Linked DNA regions of Homo sapiens: region 2 is linked to region 1. A link is a loop called in an ENCODE intact Hi-C map of the cell type or tissue named here. Cell type or tissue: HepG2. All regions are shown on one strand. Links, peaks and the distances in the headings refer to the core of each region. The heading gives the core; the rest is flanking DNA.

What was found. Hi-C counts contacts between places; a loop is a spot of excess contacts. Peaks named below come from ENCODE experiments on the same cell type or tissue, not always from the same donor. Only the 100,000 strongest peaks of a DNase experiment are listed, where the experiment ranks them.
Region 2: it touches region 1 in a loop (4-fold over the local background); 20 of 110 quality-filtered maps call a loop at or near these places.

The regions. Positions count from the first base shown.
Region 1 is chr3:138,425,016-138,427,937 of GRCh38, reverse strand. No RefSeq gene overlaps it. Among named protein-coding and RNA genes, the nearest start is that of ESYT3, 8.1 kb to the left of the region's middle. In HepG2, for the core only: a CTCF peak has its summit at 1,533; no DNase peak of the experiment used is centred there.
Region 2 is chr3:138,179,077-138,181,998 of GRCh38, reverse strand. No RefSeq gene overlaps it. Among named protein-coding and RNA genes, the nearest start is that of DBR1, 5.6 kb to the right of the region's middle. In HepG2, for the core only: a CTCF peak has its summit at 1,191 (motif pointing left); a DNase peak (open chromatin) is centred at 1,178.

The sequences.
Region 1 (2,922 bases), core at 324-2,823:
AGCCTCCCGAGCAGCTGGGACCACAGACCTGCACCACCACGACCAGCTAATTTTTTTTTTTTTTTTGAGACGGAGTCTTGCCCTGTTGCCCGGGCTGGAGTGCAGTGGTGCCATCTCTGCTCACTGCAACCTCCACCTCCCTGGTTCAAGCGATTCTCCTGCCTCAGCCTCCTGAGTAGCTGGGATTACAGGCGCCCACCACAATGCCCAGCTAGTTTTTATAATTTTAGTAGAAGACTGGGTTTCACCATGTTGGCCAGGCTGGTCTCGAACTCCTGACCTCAAGTGATCTGCCCGCCTCGGCCTCCCAAATTGCTGGGATTACAAATGTGAGCCATGGTGCCTGGCCAATTATGACTGTTTCTGGTTGGTGATTTTTTTTTTAACTTTATTGTACTTTTTTATAGTTTAATTATTTTTAATAAACGTGTATTATGCAGTATAATAATTTTTATTTAAAAAGCCATAAGCAAATAGCCAAATTATTAGTTCTAGGTGATGAAAATATGAGTGATTTTTGTTTTTCTTTGTACTTTTCTGCATTAAAAAAAATAGGCATGGCCAGACGCCGTAGCTCATGCCTATAATCCCAGCACTTTGGGAGGCCAAGGTGGGCGGATCACGAGGTCAAGAGATCAAGACCATCCTGGCCAACATGGTGAAACCTCGTCTCTACTAAAAAGACAAAAAATTAGCTGGGCGTGGTGGTGCATGCCTGTGGTCCCAGCTACTCGGGAGGCTGAGGCAGGAGAATCGCTTGAAACCGGAAGGCGGAGGTTGCAGTGAGCCTAGATCGTGCCACTGCACTCCAGCCTGGGCAACAAGAGCAAAACTCTGTCTCAAAAATAAATAAATAAATAAAATAAAAATAAATAAGAATTAAAAATTTTAAAAAAAGACATGAGTTACTGGTTTCAGGTACACAGTCTTTAAAATGTTAGGTTGTTTCTTTTGATTTTTATTTTATTTTATTTTATTTTATTTTATTTTATTTTATTTTATTTTATTTTATTTATTTTATTTTATATTTATTTTTGAGATAGGGTCTCACTCTGACCCCAGGCTTGAGTGCAGTGGCGCGATCTCTCACCACAGCCTCAACCTCCCAGGTTCAAGCGATCCTTGCACCTCAGCCTCCTGAGTAGCTGGGACTACAGGTGTGCCCCACCACCCTGGCTAATTTTTGTATTTTTTTGCAGAGACAGGGTTTTGCCACATTGCCCAGGCTGGTCTCGAACTCCTGAGCTCCAGCAATCCACCTGCCTTGGCCTGCCAAAGTGCTAGGATTACAGGCATGAGCCATTCTGCCCGGCCTGATTCCTATTTTATACAGTGTTTTCTATTAGGAATGTATACTGAATTTTATCAAATGTCTTCCCAACATCTACAGGTATGATCACATGGTTTAAAAATTATCCTAATACTGAACCACACTTGCATTCCTGGTGGAACCAGTTTGTTGCACAAATGTCTACTCAGTAAGGTGCAAGGAGAAAGTGAACTTTTCCCATTGCTTTCCAAGCCCACCGGGGTGTGCTCTTCCTCCACGGGATGAAAACATGGGCCACTTTCAGAGTTTTTCCAATCATTTGTTGTCTAAGAACAGTTTCATTTTAGTAATAAAAAGCCCTGTTCAATACAATATTAAACAATATTAAAACTCCAGTCTTTTAGCTAACTTAAATTTCTCCTCTCCCTTCGTGCTGCCTTCAGCTGGGAAATCTGTGATGGGGACAGCAGCTTCACCTCTTTCTTTTTTTGAGATGGAGTCTCACTCTGTCACCCAGCCTGGGGTGCAGTAGTGCAGTGGCACAATCTCAGCTCACTGCAACCTCCGCCTCCCGGGTTCAAGGGATTCTCCCACCTCAGCCTCCCAAGTAGCTGGGATTACAGGTGCACGGCCACCATGCCCGTCTAATTTTTTTTGTGTGTGTATTTTTAGCAGAAACAGGGTTTCACCATGTTGACCAGGCTGGTCTCGAACTCCTGACCTCAAGTCATCCGCCTACCTCAGCCTCCCAAAGTGCTGGGATTACAGGTACAATCCACCACGCCTGGCCACACCTCTTTCCTAAGTGCTATTTTGGGGGCTGGATTAGTCAGGGCTCTCCAGAAAAACAGAATCATTGAATGCACAGAGAGACAGAGACAGAAATTTTAATAAGGAATTGGCTCATGTGATTATATCAGAGGTGTTTGAACCACCGCAACTCCATCTTGAATAGGGGTTGGGTAAAGTGAGGCTGAGACCTACTGGGCTGCATTCCCAGATGGTTAAGGCATTCTAAGTCACAGGATGAGACAGGAGGTCAGCACAAGATACAGGTCATAAAGACCTTGCTGAGAAAACAGCTTGCAGTAAAGAAGCCAGCCAAATCCTACCCAAACCAAGATGGCCATGAGAGTGACCTTTGGTTGTCGTCACTGCCACACTCCCACCAGTGCCATGACAGTTTACAAATGCCATGGCAACATCAGGAGGTTACCCTATATGGTCTAAAAGGGGAGGCATGAATAATTCACCCCTTGTTTAGCAGATAATAAATAAATAACCACAAAAATGGGCATCTAGCAGCCATCAGGCTGCTCTATGGAGTAGCCATTCTTTTATACCTCTACTTTTTAAATAAACTTACTTTCACTTTACCCTATGGACTCACCCTGAATTCTCTCTTACGCAAGATCCAAGAACCCTCTCTTGGGGTCTGGATCAGGACTTCTTTCCTGTAACAATTATGGAGGCTGAGAAGTCCCACGGTGTGCCATCTGCAATCTAGAGACCCGAGAGAGCTGGTGGTGTAGTTCAGTCTGAGTTTGAAAGCCCAAGAACCAGGGGAGCCAATGGTGTAAATCCCAGGCCCAAGTCAGGAAACTGATGTCCCAGCTCAGCAGTCAGGCAGAGAGAGTGAATTCTCCCTTCCT
Region 2 (2,922 bases), core at 121-2,620, 250 kb after region 1:
TTTTTTTTCTTTTGCTATAAAGGACATCAATGGGAAAATTGGAAAAATTTGAATAAAGTCTGTAGATAAGGTATCATTGCTAATGTATTGATTTTGATAATTGTACTGCTGTCATGGAAAGAATGCCCTTGTTTTTAGGAAATACACAATGAAAAATGTAAGTGTAAAAAATTGAGTCACTGTGGATTGAGCAACTGTTTTTCTTTAATAATGAAAAAGAAACTCTTTTAATTTATTTTAATAATGAAAAGAATTTCACAAAAGAGAACCTAGCTAAGGATCCTGGAAATTTATTCATTTGACAAAACATAGATAGATAGATGATAGATAGATAGATAGATAGATAGAGATATACTAGGTACCTACTATGTGCCAGGCACAATGCCCAGGAGTGGAATACAATTATGAACAAGATGGATATATTCCCTGTTTTCACAGAGCTTTCAGGCAAGAAGTAGAGAGTCAAGCTAACAAGTCACTACACTGTAGGGTGGTAAGTGAGAGGGTGTGGGGCCAAGGGAGTACATAGGAGAGAAACCTCACCAGAACTGAGATCATAGGAGGGCCTTATGGTAGAGCTGGCACCCAAGCTCTGACCTGAAGTGTAAATAGGAATGAAGCAGGCAAAGCCCTGCATGCTATTCCACACAGATCATGGCTCATCCGTGAACATTTGTCTAATCGAACAATTAAGATACTACTTCCCTGGATATAGATGTGGAAACACTGGCAGATTGTCCAAAATCATATTAGGACAAGAGCCCCAATTATTTATAGGTGAAGAAGAAACACTCTATATACTATCAGCCCATCTTTGATGGTTATATGACCTTCTGGATTGCCCAGGTAATAGAAAGGCTCCCCTACTTCCCTCAAGCAAGGGTGACCACATTAGGCAGATGCATTTCAAATGGGGAAGCAATAATAACAAATTACACAAAACAGATCTGATCTTTTTACCACTTAACAATACAGGAACATAATTTGGAAGCCATAAAACCTATACACAGGAGATATTCCTTGTTTTTTTCCTGCTAAAATCAGAAAGTCTACCAAATTTCTGATAAGTTCAGAGATTAGAGACACCACAGGACTCTTTTATCTGTCTGTGATGTTTGCTTTTCTGTACAATTACTGACTACAGTTTTACTGCATCAGGCATAGGTCTCTGTCTCTCAGCTTTCTTGTAGCGTGCTGCCATCAGGTGGTAATAGGTGCCATAATCACTTAGTTCAATTATAAGATATGGATAGCAATGATGAATGTTTTTCCTGATGTTTGTTAACACTTTACTTATAAGCGAATTTGAAAACCCATTGCCCAAATACACCATAGTGCACTCCCTTATTTCATGCAGGTTTCTGCTCAATATGTCACCCTAACAGCAAGGCCTTCCTGAACTACCTTGTATTAACTACTCTGCAACATTTCCTGTCCCTTTACACTGCTCCATTTTTAATCATCCATCTTTTAAACACAATTCTTCCTTCCTGAATTCTTATTTTTATTCACCTCTTATTTGGCTGGATTTCATTATAGTCTTTTTTTTTAGGAAGGGTCCATGAGTGTTGTCTCCCTGGAGTTCTTTTCAGTGGTCAAAAACATCTGCTTGCTGCCTTTTACATGAATAACATCTTGACTGGCATATCATACAGGAAAACAGAATCCCTTCTAAGTTTTTTAAACAAAAAGATGACAAGTTATTGGAAGACCTAAAGTTGCAAACAGGCAGGGTTTATTTTACTTGAGATCAGGAGCTGCAGAACGTTCATCACCACTGAAGGAGCTTAGGGTGCTGGCTGCCACTGAGAAGGTCAGGCTTGTCTGCTGCTACCACAGTTGCCAGAGACAGAAAAGAAACAGCTTTTACCTTTCCTCTACCTCCTAATCTCACACAAGTGCCTCCCACTTGTAAAACCTAATCCAGAACTAAGGTGGCAAGGGAATCCAAAAAATGTGGTTCCTTAGCTTCTAGCCCCTGCAATACAGGTATGAGCAGAGAAGTAAAGATATATATATATCTTTACTTATATATATATATGTAATTTGAGAATAAGTTTCAGAAATGATGTCCATTTACACCTAAATATTTCAGTGTGTGTTTCCTGAAAACAAGGAATTCCTTTATATAACACCAGTGAAATGATCAAAATTGGGAAATTAATGCTAATATCCTTCTATCTAATTTGCAGATCTTATTCAGATTTTGTCAATTGCCCTAATAATGTTTTTTTTTTTTTCTGGTAAATCTCTCTTTTTTTTTTTTTAAGACAGGGTCTCGTTCTGTCACCCAGGTTGGAGTGCAGTGGCATGATCATGGCTCACTACAGTCTTGACCTCCCCGGCTCAAGTGATTCTCCTACCTCAGCCTCCTGAATAGCTAGGGACACAGGCACCCACCATCACACCTAGCTAATGTTTTCTTTCTAATTTTTTTGTAAAGGGTTCTCATTATGTTGCCAGGGTGTTCTCAAACTCCTGGCCTCAAGCAATTCTCCTGCCTTGACCTCCTAAAATGCTGAGTTTATAGGCATGAGCCACCATGGCTGGCCTGGAAATATTTTATATCTTGATATGGGTGGTTGTCATATGTGCATCATCACACTGTGCACTTAAAATGTTATTTATGTTACTTTAAGTAAGCTATACCTTAATTAAAATTTTTTACATGGAGAAAAAAGATCTAGAGGAAAACAATTCCCATAGATTAAAAATAAAATGCAAAAGTTAAATTTAACAATGTAAAAAGCATCCATTGTTCTATTATATTTCAACAAAATCTATACAGAAGGAAAATAAAATATTTAAAACTAATCAGAAATATTAGATTTCCATATTTTTCTACCTTCCTGATCAATTTAAATATCATGAAAATCATATCTTCCTTGTAAATTTGAAATAAATTGCTCCAACATCACTCTG